Linked DNA regions of Mus musculus: region 2 is linked to region 1. Evidence: chromatin loops called from intact Hi-C (ENCODE). Cell type or tissue: left cerebral cortex. All regions are shown on one strand.

What was found. Hi-C counts contacts between places; a loop is a spot of excess contacts. Peaks named below come from ENCODE experiments on the same cell type or tissue, not always from the same donor. Only the 100,000 strongest peaks of a DNase experiment are listed, where the experiment ranks them.
Region 2: it touches region 1 in a loop (2.0-fold over the local background); 4 of 42 quality-filtered maps call a loop at or near these places.

The regions. Positions count from the first base shown.
Region 1 is chr9:99,831,213-99,839,212 of GRCm38, reverse strand. It overlaps the pseudogene Gm518. Among named protein-coding and RNA genes, the nearest start is that of Sox14, 41 kb to the left of the region's middle. In left cerebral cortex, no CTCF peak of the experiment used is centred here; DNase peaks (open chromatin) are centred at 2,267, 3,080, 3,443 and 5,774; H3K4me3 peaks cover 398 bases; H3K27ac peaks cover 731 bases.
Region 2 is chr9:99,766,962-99,774,961 of GRCm38, reverse strand. No RefSeq gene overlaps it. Among named protein-coding and RNA genes, the nearest start is that of Gm23949, 20 kb to the right of the region's middle. In left cerebral cortex, no CTCF peak of the experiment used is centred here; a DNase peak (open chromatin) is centred at 4,087.

The DNA of each region.
Region 1 (8,000 bases):
CACCAGTGTTTTATTGTGGATGAATTACGTGAAATGGTTAAGTTTGGGCTTCAGAGTCGGAATGAAGGCCCAGACCTGAGCATTATGGGATGTTGGGCGAGACAGACCAGCTGTGGTTTTGCTGATGTTTATTGAGCCCTTGTCATATTGCGCCCGCTGACTCACACTCTAGGAATGCAGTGATGGGGGAGACAAGCAGGACACACTCACAGGTCTGGTTTGCTGTTGCTATGGAGTTTACGCTATGGCTTCTATGAACCCCAGTTTTACTAAGAACATGACATTTGTGAAGATTAAATGAGCTAATTATGTAGCAATTAGCACAGGGTATGGGGCTTGGTGAATGTTCTGTCAATGGCAGCTACTTTATAATTAACATGTATGAGAAGCAAGATGATTCCTCCCTTCGTGGCAACCTGGAAAATGAGATGTTCCATGTAATTGAATTTTTCTAGAATCAAATTACTAATTGTCTAGGGTTTTTTAAAACTATGATTTAATGTACAGATAGTTATTAAGTATGTAAATCTTACATAAATAGGCTAATACTTATGTAAATATATATTTATGTCACCAGCACCCAAATCAAGAAATAGACCATTTAAGACCCTACAGAAAGATCTAGAACATTTTGACTTTAGACATTTTTATTGCCAGATTTCTGGGAAGTTTGGCATGCCGTTCTGTCTTGGTGGACCTTGCCAACAGGTGGTATCACTTTCTGTAACCTCGCTTCTGCTTTCTCTTACTGCCTTTTTTATTAGATACACAAATGGAACATAAGCTACTCTTAAACAGTTGCCTCCATTATTATTGTGTATGCATGCTGTATGCGTGTGGAAGCATGTACCATGACACGCATGTTGAGTGTAGAGGAAGACTTTGTCAAGTCTGTTTTCTCCTTCTACCTCATCGTCAGTTCCCGGGATCAAACTCAGGTCACCAGGCTTTGTGGCAAGCATCTTTACCCACTGAGCTATCTCACCAGCCCATTTTTGGTTGAGCTTATCATTATTTTTCCAGTTTCCACCAGACTTTTTCTCTAAGGTCTATTTTTTTTAATCCTTGTGTTTTTAACTTGTTGTATAATCATCTATAAATGTACATAAGTACCTACTTGAAAAACAAACGCGTGAACCAGTGGAATGTAATAGAGGACCCAGAAACAGACTCACACAGCTGTAGCCTCACTTATTTTCAACCAAGTTGACAGAAACAGACATTGGGGAGGAAAAACCCCCTTCCACGAATGCTGCTGGAGAAACTAGATGGCTACCTATAGAAGAATAAAATTCAACTCCCACCCTTCTCTCTCCACAAAACATCAATTCACAATGGATCAAAGACCTAAAAGTAAAACCTGAAACTTCGAAACTCACATCGGAAAACAGATAAAATACTTCAAGATATAGAAATAAGCGAAGACTTTCTGTTGGGAGGACTCAAGGGTATAGGGAACAATCTGAGGAACGGACAGGTAGAGTTACATGGAATTGGAGCTTGTGAAAGCAATGGCAGCCATCAGGAGAAAGAGCAAGAAGATGACAGAATGGTAAAAACTGCCGAGCACACATTAGACAGGGAATTAATAACCAGAATACATAATGAACTCCAAAACATAAACACCCCAGACTAATTATACAACCAATAAATAGGCCAATTTCTTCCAATGTAACAATATAAATGGCCAATAAATATTGGGAGGGGGGAATCCAACATTCTTAGCTGTCAGGGAAATAAAACTGATTTCAGATTCCATCTTATCATGGTCAGAACGTCTCTCATCAAAAAAATCAAATGATAGGCCCAGCGGTTAGAAGCACTGACCACTCTTTCAGAGGGATTCAGATTCGACTACCAGAACCAACATGGTAGTTCACAAGTATCTGTTATTCTAGTTCCAGGGGATCCAGTGTCCTCTTCTGGCCTCTGCAGGCCCAAGGTAAATACATGGCACACAGAGACACATGCAGACCAAGAAAAAAAATACATACACAATTTTTAAAAATTAATTAAATGCCATTGAGTGTTGGTGAGAATATGAGGGAACAGGAAACCTTATGCATAGCTGCCGGGAAGATAAGTTGGTTCACTCTCTTTGAAAGTTAAAACTACCTTGTGACTCAGCGATGCTATTTCCAGCCCAACTCTCCACTTCCCACTATAACTAAGAAACAGAACCAGCCTAGATACCCATCGGCAGATGAACAGATAAAGAAAATGTGGCACACGCACACGATGCCGTCTTACTCAGTCATGAAGAAAAATGAAATTCTAGCATTTGCAGGGATGGCATCTGAACCGAATGAAGCTCTTTATGCTAAATGAAGGAAGAGTGTCATATGTAGACTCGAGACGTAGAGGAGTGTGTTCGTGGGTGGAGAGGCATGGGGAGGATGTAACATTAAGGGAGGAATGGGGAGAAGAAAGTAGCGGAATACACACGAAGTGAAAGCATGGCAGGGACCGTGTGGGAGGAAGCAGGCAGTGGCCTGATGAGCCTGGGAAGGAGGAGAGAAGGCAGTGGAGGAGGTGATGGACATGGGCAAAAATAAAATGGCGAAATAAAATGTAAACAACACGATGGAGCCATTGCTTTGGATAGCTTAAAATAAATAAATAAATAAAATAAACTACTTGCTAAAGAACAATCGAGTTGTTGAAGCTCAATAAAGCCCAGTGACATACCTTTTAGTGGAAGGGCCTGGGACAACTGCTGGAGAGATTGAGGGGGATGCCGTGCGTTGTTTTCAGCCACTCTTGTGCACCCCTTAAAGTGCTTGGTGGAAACTTGGCCCAGCAGTGCATTTGATTCCTAGGCAGAAATGAAAGAACAAAGAACTGCTGGGACTAGACTGGGATGGAAATGTATGACTCAATCATTCATTCACTCATTCATTCATTCATTCATTTACTTCAAGCCTTCTATGTGGGGTACACTATGCCTGGGGCTCCTCTTAACTCCCAGGAACACCTGCACCACCCCTTCCTGCCACCTTTGGATGGATGTGCTGTCACGGCTTAGATTCATTTCTCTCCTCTTGAAGACCTATCATCCTTGCACACTACGGGCCCAGTTTAATCTTGGCTTAAAAATAAGATCATTCTTTCCCCCATTTATGGAGGGGATTCTCCACAGGGTAGAGGTGGTGCTGCTGGGTGGGCTGAGGTAGAGAGACTGCCTGAGACGGCTTTTCTCCCCTCTGCAAACTCTGAGAGTCCCACTTGGACTCCAGAGTCCCATTGAGAGCACGGCAGCAATGTTGATGTGCAATTCTAATGCCGATTTTAGCAGCCTAAGTGCTTTTTAATGCATAGCATTACAGCAAGTGGGCCCTATTCTCTCAGTCTCTGAATAGCTGTCTGGAGGGGCGTAATTCCCAGCTCGGCCTCCAAGCACAGTTATTTACAAGCCCGGTTGCACGCTCACGTCAAGTGTGGTGAGAGCCAGAATGGAGATGGGCTGAGTTTAAAGCAATTTGGCAAGTCTTTATTCCCTGCATAATCATGCTGGCGCCTCAGCCACCCCCACCTGAGTGTCTGTCCATATATGGTAAAGCAAGTCTGAAAATTTGGGGAGACCAGCTGCAGAAGAAATAATTCTGCACCTCCCCCCTTCCATCTGGCTCTGAAATTGCCCCCCTGGCCTCTTAGCTGTGCCTTGCTACTCTGCCCAAATTAAGATTCTCAGCCCAAATCTGCTATCTATATCAGTCAGTCACTCCATTCCTTAATCCATCCATTCATCCATCCATCCATCCATCCATCCATCCATCCATCCTTCCATCTGTCTATCCAAACATCTCATCCTAAAATTCGGTGAGTCTTTAAAAGTAAACTTTCTGTTCTATTCCTGCCCAGTCCTTCCCAGTACAACATTGGTTCAACAACTAAGTCAGATCTCAAAACTACTATTCTGAGCTGGACATGGAGGTGTGTATCTATCATCCCAACGGTTGAGAGGCAGAGGCAAGGAACCACAAGTTCAATGTCAATGTAGGCTGGTCCAGTTGACCCTTATCCTAAAATGTACACACAACAAACAAACCAACTCCTCTGTCAATGACTTACGATCAAATTTAAATTAAAATCCAATTCCTTATAAAACACTGTGTAGGGCTTGGTTTCAGCTTCTCAGCTTCCTCTCCTGTATTTATTATAATGTAGGCACATTGGCCTCCTCCTGGCTGGTTTTCAGATAACCAGGAGCTTTGACCTAGCCCAGGACACTTTTAACTCTAGTAACTCTTCTATTAACTCTTCGCCTCCCACAACTTTGCTTAAATCTAAACTCAAGCTTTATTTCTTTCAAGATGCCATTGCTGTAAGACTCTCTTCTTCCTCTTATCTACTCTCAAACTCATTATCTTTTATGATGGCACATGGGACGTCTCAGGAGTGCTCACTGGGTGAACCTTCTTAAGTGTTAATGGGTCTGCACGCTTCTCTCTCTGGTGTTTCTTATTGCAACTGCAGCGTCCAAGGCTGCTGTCTTGGTCATCTTGTGATCCATGAAGTTGGAATATCGTGGATATTTATTTCCTTTTCATTTTTGTCCTTACCTATTTTGTTTATTTCCAATCCAATGTATACAATATCCCACATGGAAAATGTCAGTTATCCTCTAAGCCAGTGGTTCTCAACCTGGGGGCCAAGACCCCTTTGGGGGTGGATTATCTATTAAATACCCTACATACAAGATATTTATACTATGATTTGTAACACTAGCAAATTACAGTTATGAAATGACAGCAAAATCATTTAATGTTTGGGGTCACCACACACACTGTGAGGAACTGTGTTAAAGGGTCACAGCCTTAGGAAGGGTGAGAACCTCTGCTCTAAGGTATGCAGTTGAAAACCTAAAGCAAAGCAGCAACTTTGCCCGGGCTCCCCCTCCTGGCTTTACCTCTCCTTTGTTAGCCCATTAGCTTGGGATTTACCCCCAAATACTTCTAAATACATCTGCATCACTAATTTATACTATTTCAGTTTGCAGAATTATTTGTTGGCTTTCCTCTACAGATACACACAAAAAAAAGTGAAAATGTACTGGACTTTGTCTATGAGAGATGGTTTGGGGGTCTCTTTTCTACTTCCCAGCCAATCATATGAATGTTACCTTCCCGCCCTGAGACTTCCACTCAAGCTAATCTTCATTTTGGTTGAACTAATATTCCATTTTCAAACTTTTTATTGGTTATTTTATTTATTTGCATTTTAGATGTTGTCCCCCTTCCCGTCTCCTCTCTGCAGACCCCTCATTCCATCCCCCTCCTCTTAGCTTCTGTGAGGGTGCTCCCCCACTCACCCACCCACCCACTCCTACCTCACTATCCTAGCATTCTCCTCCACAGGACCAAGGGCCTCTCCTCCCATTGATGCCCGACAAGGCCATCGTCTGCTACATATGCAGACGGAGCCATTGGTCCCTCCCTCTATACCATATTCTTTGGTTGGTGGTTTAGTCCCTTGGAACTCTGGGGGGGAAGGGGGCCTGGTTGGTTGATATTGTTGTTCTTCTTATGGGGTTGCAATCCCCTTCAGTTCTTTCATTCCTTCCCCTAACTCTTCCATTGGGATCCCCAGGCTCAGTCCAATGGTTGGCTGTGAGTATCTACATCTATATTAGTCATGTGCTGGCAGAGTCTCACACGGAACAGCTATACCAGGCTCTGTCAACAAGTGCTTCTTGGCATCAGCAATAATGTGGGGGTTTGGTGTCTGCAGATGGGATGGATCCCTAGGTGGGGTGATCTCTGAATGGTCTTTCTTTCACTCTCTGTTCTGTCCCAGAAGGACCTGGGAGGGAGAGAGGATGGGGAGTGGGGGGAAAAGGGGACAGGATTAGGTATGGGAAGAGACATAAGAGAAGTACAAAGGGTCAGGAAAATGAATAGAAATATGTAGCAGTCAGAGGTAGAGAACTGGGGGTAGCCACTAGAAAGTCCCAGGATCCAGGGAAATGAGAGGTTCCCAGGGCCCAATGGGGATGGCATTAGCTGAAATACCCAACAAAGGGGAGACAGAACGTGTAGAGACAACCTCCAGTAGATAGGCATGCCTCCCAGTTGAGGGATTGGGCCACCCACCCATCTCAAAAAATTTAACCCATTTTTAAATTATTATAACTACTTAAATACAATTACAGCTCAACCATGTGGCAAAATAACTGCTTACCAAGCTAAAGCCCAGGTATTGTATTCAAGCTCCATCTGCCAGAAAACTAGGGAGTCCTCCTACAGTTCTGGAGCCATGATGCACCTTGGAGAGTCACTCTGTGGAAAATTCCGCTCAGGTCTCCCTGCATCTCAGTCCTCTCATGGAGATCAGGGAAACCAGGTCTCCCTGAGGATGCCATCTGATTGTCTCTCGTGTCTGTGCTACAGAAGCATCCTGTAGCATGCCTTCCTAGTGCCTCTCTCCTCTTTGACAGCCTGAGGTGCCAAATGACATTGACAGCAGGTTGTTACGAGGTACAGCTTTCAGGATATAGTTTTACAGAAGGTTCCAGATTGAAGAATGCACATTCTAAGGCAGTGCTCCTCAGCCTTCCTAATGCTGCCACCTTTAATAAAAGTTCCTCATGGTGTGGTGACCTCCAACCATAAAATTATTCTGTTGCTACTTTATGATGGCAATTCTGCTAGTGTTATGAATTATAATACAACTATTGCAGGAAAACTGATAAGTTGATATGTGACCCCCCCAAAGAGGTTGCAACCCACAGGTTGGGAAACACTGTTCTAAGGGACCTGAAGAAGGGTCTCTGGTCATTTGGTCCCTACCGGAGTTAAGCGTAATTGACTGTAGGAAAGCTCTTTGCCCACATTGTGTTCTCTTTCCCCTAGATTATTGTAGATATAAATACATACATGTACACACACACAAACACACAGACACAGAGTTCTATTGGAGACAGGACCTTTAAAGTGATAATTAGATTAAATCTATAAAGATATGGTCTTAGGGTCTTGGTTCAATAAGACTGGTCTCCTTAAGAACATCCCCTGGGGGTCCACTATATAGAATAAAATGGAGACTTTGGGACAGACATATGCAATACAAGCAAAGAAGCCTCAGGGGTGAGGGAGGTATCACCTGCCCTGATTTGAAGTCCGAACTCTAGAATTGAAGACAGGACTTTCCCACTGCCTGAGTCACCCTGGTTGTGGGACATTGCTATGTCAGCCCTGCTTGGCCCCCACACTCGGTGATATTTTGGAGAAGAGAAAGGCTCAGTCTGGCAGACAGGACAATGTACTCTGTCTCACTTGGCCCCAACGTTTCTTGGGCAGGCTAGCTCTTTGGGGAACCTACCTGGGTATGGATGGGCACGCTGAATGAAATTTAGAGCTCCTTTCTCACTGGCTGGTGCCTGCTCAGAGACTTCTACAGAGGGGAAAGTATTTCACTTTTAAAACTCATCTTGATACCTCAGGATTTACATACCAGGTTTCTCGGAGGTGAGCGAAAGCAGAATTGGTATGGAGTCCATGCCTCCACCCAGCTTGGAAATTTACAGCGTTATAAAAGCTTTTCCTGGTCTTTGTAAAGTTTTAAAACTGTTAAATTTTAAGTTTAACGACTCGGGTTGTGGGCTGATGGAGACACCCTGGAGGACGCTCTCATAATGAGCGATGAATTTTCTTCTGTAAATGCCAAGTTCATTGTGCTGGCTACCGAGTCGTCTTTTCTAAGGAAGCCATTTTTCATTTGTCAGAAGATTTGAATTTTTTTTTTAAAAAAATTGTCTGCAGTTATGTCGCATAGGTGTCTTAATCATAAATAAATTGGCTCCCGGATGTCATTTACATATTGTTTCTTTCATGCCTCAGCCAGAGTTGGTTTTTGTTATTGGCTTTATTCTTTTTATCAGTGCAATACATGCACATGTTTTTTAAAATTACATTTTATCAGAAAGGAAACAATGGCCCTTTATCCCGCCCTTCCCACCCCCATGCTCATTCCCCTGATGCTAGCACTTTTAACATCTTTCA
Region 2 (8,000 bases), 64 kb after region 1:
AGACTCTGTGGGGTTTTGCTTTCTTTGTTTTCTTTTGTTTTTGAGGGAGGAACCAACCTCAAACCCAAGCCCACAGTCATTTGTTGAGTACAGAAATGCTTAAAGAGGATCAGATATTTTTAACAACAAAGTGTCACCAAAGCATGAGTAACCTGAAATTTTTTTCTCAGAAAAAAGCAGTAGATGTGTGATTCATGTTGCCTCCTGAAGACAAAACAGATAAGCAAAAGGAGAAGCCAGAAAGCAGGCGACTCACCGCGTAACTATGATAACCCATATGGTTGCCAGGATCCACATTTGCGTGTGTGATCTATAAGAAAGGGGTCCATGCTCAAATCAGAGGGAGAGATGAGGATGGCCTTCATGAAGTAGAGATCAGAGAGAGTAGGCATTGCTCTGCTTGCTGTACTCCGTTTCTTCACGATACCTGGACCACAGCAGCTAGACTCCAAAACGGAGGGACTTGCCAATCTAGAACTAAGTTAAAAAGCCACCACGGAGACTCTGCCTTGGTTTCCCACATTGTATCAGGACCAACACCCATGTACCTTTTTGTTCAAGTGGAAGAAGGAAGGTATTTTTACCTCCTTGACAAGAGAATTAAATTGTAACTATAAGTATTTAATGCTGTCCCAGCCTAAAATGGGGAGGAAAAGAAAAACTACTTTATCTATATACAAATAGGCAAGACAGAGAGAGACTTCAAGATTTCAGAGCATTAAAAGTGATGCAAAGCCCATTTAATGGACACCACCAGAGCTTTTTCCCCCCCAAGCACTGCAATTGATTGCCATGAGATTATGATGCCATTAAAATTCACTCTGCCCATAAACTAATGCTGAGGAAAATGCTGACGTTTATAGCGCTTCCTACAAGGGACATATTTCAGTGTGAAAGTAAGTCCTAATGTGAGAACTTTATCTCAGTAAAGCAACATCTAAGCTGGGGGAAGGAGGAGGAGGAAGAGAGGCCGTGCAGGAGTGCTGTGAGTTTTATTTCTCTCAATAATGGGTGTATGGATGCTAAATTCCAAAGACTTTTTAAAATAAATCTATTGGCCTTTGACAAAATCAATCCAAACCCCATAAACCAAGAAGTCATCCACTTGATATTAATGAGCCCACATTTGCATTTATTTGTCTCTTACACTAGACAAACCATTAATTTCATGTTTATGCTTCCTTTGAAGTCTGAATGCTCATAGATAGATGGCCTCATCGAATCTCCTGCTGCTACATTAATATTTCGCTATAAATGATAAATTTTATCATTTTCCACAACACCCCTTTTTACTTTAAGAAAGCTGTGAAAATACAAGCAATAAGTCTTGAGGTCTGAAAGCGCAGCACTCTTTTTTTTTTTTTTTTTTTAAATACTCTTCAGCTGAGATCATTAAAATAGTGATGTCTTTAGCATCAGGATACCCTTGATGGCCTCTGGGTTTGAAATCAACGTGATGTATAATCAGCCTCTCGTGAGTAAAAGATGGTTCGTGTGGCTGGAACTGACAGTCAAGCGCATTCCTGACCAGCGCTCAGTGCCTATGTTTATCTGATAATGTTTTAATTTCAGACATGAGCCTAATCCATTGACTCTAAAGAGGAAATCTTTGAGGTAGAAGTATTTAGCACCAGTGAAGTATTGTCCCTGGGTCATTTGGTAGGATATTAGAAATGGCAAACTACCAAGCAGGAGGTCCACGGGCTCTAGATGGAATGGATCACCGTTAATCAGTCCACATGCATATACCACGCAGATGGTCCCCGATGGTACTGCTACTGTTTGATGGTGGTGCCAATGACCGTGATGGTGGTGATTGATGAGTGCTGCTTCAACCTTTCTACATGTCCAGCACTGACCCTGGACTCTGAGGCCATCCTTCCAACAATCCTGGAGACAATTGCTACTGTCTCAGATTACTGATAATGGAACTGAAACTCAAAAAGCATAAATCATTTGCCAACTAAGCAACTGATGGAGAGCATGGGAGGTGCAGTTGCCTCTTTACACTGAGCTATCGCATGTAGAGCCCCCAGGAACGTCTAGAGATGCCTTGAACTCCAAATCTAAATTCCATTTCCACAGTAAAAGGAAGGAAGGGACCCAAGCCAGGAGTTTCCATGTGATCAACTTTGATGACAGTCACTTCAAGTCACCCTGAGTCAGGTACATACAATTAGAATGTCTCTTCACTTTTAATCTAGAACACTCTAGTAACATGTTCTTTGCCTTCTCTCATCCTTCAAGGGCTCTCTCTTCTGTTACTGACAGGTCCATCAGTCTAGTCTCTTTCACAGATGTGCACACAACTCTCTGAGACCATACCTATTGCTCTGTCTCCGTTCCACCAGCTAAATGGACTTCGTTTTGCTTACCCAAATACAACACTTCAGCCACAATTCATGTTTTATGTTCATGTGTCGTTAAAATTAATGTGTAGCTTCTTTATACGCTTATAAATATACATCCATATCTATCTTTTTAGATTACACTCCTTTTGGAGGATGAGCAGAAAGTCTCTCCTACCGGAGTTCCATATTCAAATTGATTCTATGAAAAATACTATTCGCACGAAGTAAAAAGACGCATTACAAGAAAAACATAAATTGTTAAAATGTCAAATGACTGCTTGGCTTATTTTTACTTTACTTCTGAGACAGAGTTGTGATTAAAGACTGGAGTGAAATGTTTTAAATGAAAACAAAAATAAGAATATTTAACTGGCAAGAAATGAGAAAGGCAGCTTGGTAGAAAATATCGGAGAGGCCCTCCATTTGGTCAAGAGCATAAATGGCTCAGGTATTGAGACTAGGCCTGTTCTGCTTGCATTACCAAAGGGATACAGAGCATACGTGCAAGGGTAGAGATCAACTTCCTGACCACAGGGCAGGCTGCAGACAGAGGCTAGGCATCCTTAAGTAAACTAGCAGACTGGGTGGAAGAAAAATCGCAACCACTCTCTGTTGGCCGGTTTTTATTGTCGTTCTTATTCACGTGTCTGGATGTTTTGTCTGCAGATAAGAATGTGCACCCTGTGCATGGTGCACATGGAGGTAAAAGAGGGAGTTGAATGCCCCAGAACTGGAGTTACAGATGTTGGGAGCTGCTACATGTGTGCTAGAAACCAAACATGGGTCTTCTCTGCAAGAGAAGTGCTCCTGACCATGTGTTGATCCATCTCTCCAGCCCTTCTTTCATGGACTTTTGATGTTTCCCATTTAATTATACAATTGTCCTTAACTAAACACTACTATTACCTCTGTTTTAAACTCAGGAAAAGCAAGACCTTGGAAGAACATATAAGTTGCATAGAGATGCTAAGGTACTAAGATCGAAGGTACTAAGAAATAAAGCTGAAATTCAGACCCAGAATGCTCTGCTCCAGACCAATGCTGTCTGGCTTCTTTAGTAGCCACATGTGAACTCAAGAAGAAAGCCTGCTTCAGCTCACCCTACACAGTAACTGTGGTCGCCTGCTTCAATAAATGGCCCTCTCTTTACAATGGAGTGGGCAGTAATTGAAAAGAAAATCATTATAATCTCCCAAGTGATCATGACCATGGACAGAGCCATTCTTTCTAGACTTGGAGTTAGAATAAAGGGCCTATCATCCAACTTCTCTGCTTCACAGAAAATAAGGGGCTCTTGAGTGTTAGCATGTTGTCTTAAAAGAGAACTGTGCCCACAGTGACCAGACACCTTGAAAAGAATTTAACCAAGTCAGTCACTGAAAAGCTCACCTACATTCCCCCAGGTCACTAGCAGTGTGATTAAGGGATCCAGGGGGGTCTTTCATTTGTCCCCTCTATCTCACTCTTCTTTTTCATTTGAAAAATTGTAAGTTCTCTATGGGGTTTCCTGAATCTGGATCCAAGGCTGAAATTTCCTTTCACTTCAGACTCACACAGAGAGAGGAATAGAGATGAGAATGAGGAAAACAAAATTCTATTTTTCTGAACCAGCAATGTTTACACCCAAGGCTCAGCGGAGACACAAGAGACAAAGTTCTTTTGTCTGTGCAACAATAGCCCCCGGGGAGCTGGTGCCGTCCTGCTGGGCAAGGTTGCCGCGCCAGCCCCATTGTGTAAGATGTGAGTGAGTGTGTCGATGCTTCTGCCGCCAGAGACTGTTGTGTGCTCAGAACAGTGCCCATTGTGCCCATCTTGCAAGAAGGACTTGGGCTCACCGATGGAAAACACTCACTGTCACTGTCCCCTAACCTCCGCTTTGCCATCCAAATCTCACGTTATGGATATAATCCAGACCTCTGTCATTTGAGGTCCTCTTGCCCTGTACTTCTGAAACAAAAGCTATTATACTGCACCATGAAAAAAAAAAAAAAAAACGTGGACGTGCAGACATAAAGGGGCCTGGAACACCAGCCTCCAAGGGAGCTCCATTTAAAGTTTTAAAATCAAGGAAAACAAAACACTTCCGATTAAAAAACAAGCTTCCATGCCTTTGAGCGCGCACGCACACACACACACAGGTGCATTCATGAGAACATTTCATCAAAATGCTCAGGACAAGAGAGAGTGACCTGTCCTTGCTTTCAGACGCAGAGAGGTGTAGTTGGAGAAGAGGGCCAGACAAGAAGGAAGCCTGAGCTTGCTGAACAAGGCTCGTTCCAATTAATGGGCTCTAACACAGGCAGAAAGGGCACACTTTAACTAAGACACATGGCAGGCAGAGAATATAATCTCTGCACAAATGAAGGGTGCAACCCCACTTTCTTAAAACAGCTTCTCACACCTCTAAAACAAACACAACCAAAAGCAGGTCATATTTTCCTCCCAGTAAGGGAGGCTCTGTGTTCTCCACAAACACCCAGGACACCACCCTGGCAAAGTGGTAGCTATACTGGGTTTGTCATTTAACTCTCTAAGAATCTCAAGGTATTTTGAAAACATAGGGGGTGGGGACTAGGTGCAGGAAATAACACGTTCCTCAAGTCCAAAATGACTCTGAGAAATCACTTGAGGCTCACTCCAGGTTTTAGCATCACATTCTCTGCCTGCAGGACCCAGGGAGAAAAGATGCAGCATCTTCTTAAAGCCATCCAATGCTAAGCATCACACGTCTCCCCAGCCACCCATTCTTAGACCAAAATGTATGTCTACTGCTTTCCTCTTGCAATCCTTCCACCTAGGAACCCTTCCTGCTTGCATACCCTTGCCACCTTCTTCTCATTGTCTATCCAGTTCCTATTTCACAACTGATCTTTAACACACACCCTTCCGTCAAACTCCAGCAGTGGATGAGTGAGGAAACCCCTTCCCTACAGGCATCTGCCTTGCTCTTACTGCAGACATCATCAGATGGTCTTGGAACCTTTCTCGGTGGCATTGGGAGCTGCCAACAAGATGCCCTTTGGTTAATTGGAATTCATGCTAATTCTGTGACCTATCACAGGGATAGAGGGGTGGCTCTGCATCTTGAAGATGAAAAACTCGTTTATGTCACTCAGTATTGGAATGCTGTTGTCGGAGGTGTTGGTATTGATGGTGGTGGTGGTGGTGGTGTGTGTGTGTGTGTGTGTGTGTGTGTGTGTGTGTGTGTTGCTGAAGATGAAGTCCAGGGTCTTGCACATTCTGGGCCATATCTCCAGGCCAGCAGTGCCCAGTGCCCTCATAAGTACTATTCTTATCACATCAATTTCCTAAATAAGAATTTGTCAGGCTGTTTGCTGTCTTTGGGGACAAACTATCTCATTTTCCCTTCATTCTGCCTCCTGCTAGACCAGATGTTGTCCTGGTCTCTGATGGCAGAAAGACATCTCTGTGCGCCATTGTCAAACCGATTCCTGACTTCATCTTTCTGAGTCAGTCAAACCTGTTCCCTGACCAACTTCTCATCCCAGTCTGTTTATTTCTTTTGCTTGGATTGAGCCCACAGTTTTTGCTGGAAAGTGAGGAAATAGTAGGAGAGGGCGAGAAATGAGAGGAAAGGGGGATGGAGAAAAAGATAGGGCTGTGTGTGTGGGGGGGAATAGAAATGTGGGAGAAAGAGAGAGAATGGAATGTTTGCACCAAACCACCTAGTCACCTGACTTCCCAGCATGCATTGCGATCTGGTAAGTTCTGCTTTGGAATTTCTAAAGTCTGCTGTCCCCTGCTGAAAATGGTATTGAGCGAAGACAGAGCCATTTGCAGTCACAGACTCTACAGGTCCAGTAGATCCTCTTTTGAAGTCCTGCCTATCCACAGCATCTATTGTGCATCTACATTTCATTGCTCATCCTTAGTCCTCGTGATGATGTAATTTATATACAGAGAGACAGAAACAAGAGTTAAACAGAGATACAGAGGTGTGTGTGTGTGTGTGTGTGTGTGTGTGTGTGTGTGTGTGTGCGCGTGCGCGCGCATGCGTGCGTGCGTGGGGGGAGAGGAGAGCATGATATTAGTGTGGTAGAAGCCAGTTCATCTATTTCTTTATCATCACGCATCCCAAGCTGGCTTTGAACTTATGATCCTCCAACCTCTGCCCTCAAAGGCTGGAACTACAAGAGCGAATTGCTACATGTTTTTAAGCTGTCTATTAATGAGTGCTATAAAGTGAAACAGAAATGCAATGTGTTGGATTTCAGCAGAGTTCTTTTCAAGGCAATTATTTTTAGAGGAACTCACCCTGTATTTATAACCATTTTCTTTCCCTTATTAGATTTGGCATCCCCACCCATCCTGCCCCTAGAGTCCCTCTCATGTGTCTACAACATGGCAATGTACCAGTTGAAACCACAAGTAATTCAACCTAAGGCCAAAGCCAATTCCAAATTATTTGTCTCAACAGAACTACCTGAATTTGCCAAGTGCTCTGATGCTCCACAGCCATAATTATGTTTCATAATTTGCTGCTCTGTAGACACTTGGAGACAGAAGTGCTGAATTAATTGTAGCATTTTTGTGACCTCTAGACTTTCTCCATTAAGATCAGGTTAATTTTCAACATGAGAAGACTCATTTTTCTGAACAGAATACTATCAGTAATAAACACGGAGCATAAGTGTGCGGTATGCACAAGTGGCTGCTATCAAACAGCTCTTCGATCACAGCCCAGTTCCGCTGAAAAGCCATTTACGTCAAATGCATTAGGAGAGGATGTGATGAGCATTTGATTGGTTTGGGCTTTGTGGACAGGCAGCAGCATCTCTCAACGATTTGGATATATGTTTGTGATGAGGTAAAACCGTGAGTAGGCGTGTTCACCTCAAGGTTCATTGACAGGGTCTGAGGTGTTTTTGAAAAAGAGGAAGACTTCACGGAGCCACCTGGGGGGACCACTCGTTGGAGGCGCTTCATATTACTAGAGGCCACAGGGCTTGTGCTGTTTTGAAGGACTCCTCACCATCCTTCATGCTTGCTCTGACTATGCAGATGCCAATTGAACGGCCCTTGAAGTAATCTGAGCCAACACTCCAGGGTATTGTTTTAACTCCAGTGTATGTGTAAAGCAGGCCAGACTGTAGCTTGGTGGCCTTGCAGTGAAATGCACCTTAGCTGACTAAGAGGGGCTTTTCATAGCATCATCCTGGCCGATTAATGAGCTGTCAAGTTTCTGACCAAGCTTCATCCACTTCTTAGTGAGAGATTCTGGGTAGGAGACTCTCACTCATGAGCAGCATCAATAAGAAGCAGAAATGGCCCTAGAACTAACCAAGATACATTATTTAGTGTCACATGATTTCTGAGACACTGACTTATTCCACATTACCCCCTGTGTTATTTCCAAAAGATAGCATGAATATGATCTCTTTCCATAGAGTGTTAAGTAGAAGATGTAAATTTTGGAACAAATCTAAATCATCAATGCCCTCTTCTAAGTGGGTGTGGCTAGCTTGTAACATTTATAAGAAATTTGGGGTAGATTAATAGTCTTTATAGCTGGGATTCTTAGTTTCCCTGGAGAAAAAAAAATGGGGAAATTAAGCTAAAGAGCTGGGGCACGGCAAGAAGTGGCATTCCCATAAGTCCAGTTTTGGAGAATGTCAGTGTAGCATGCGG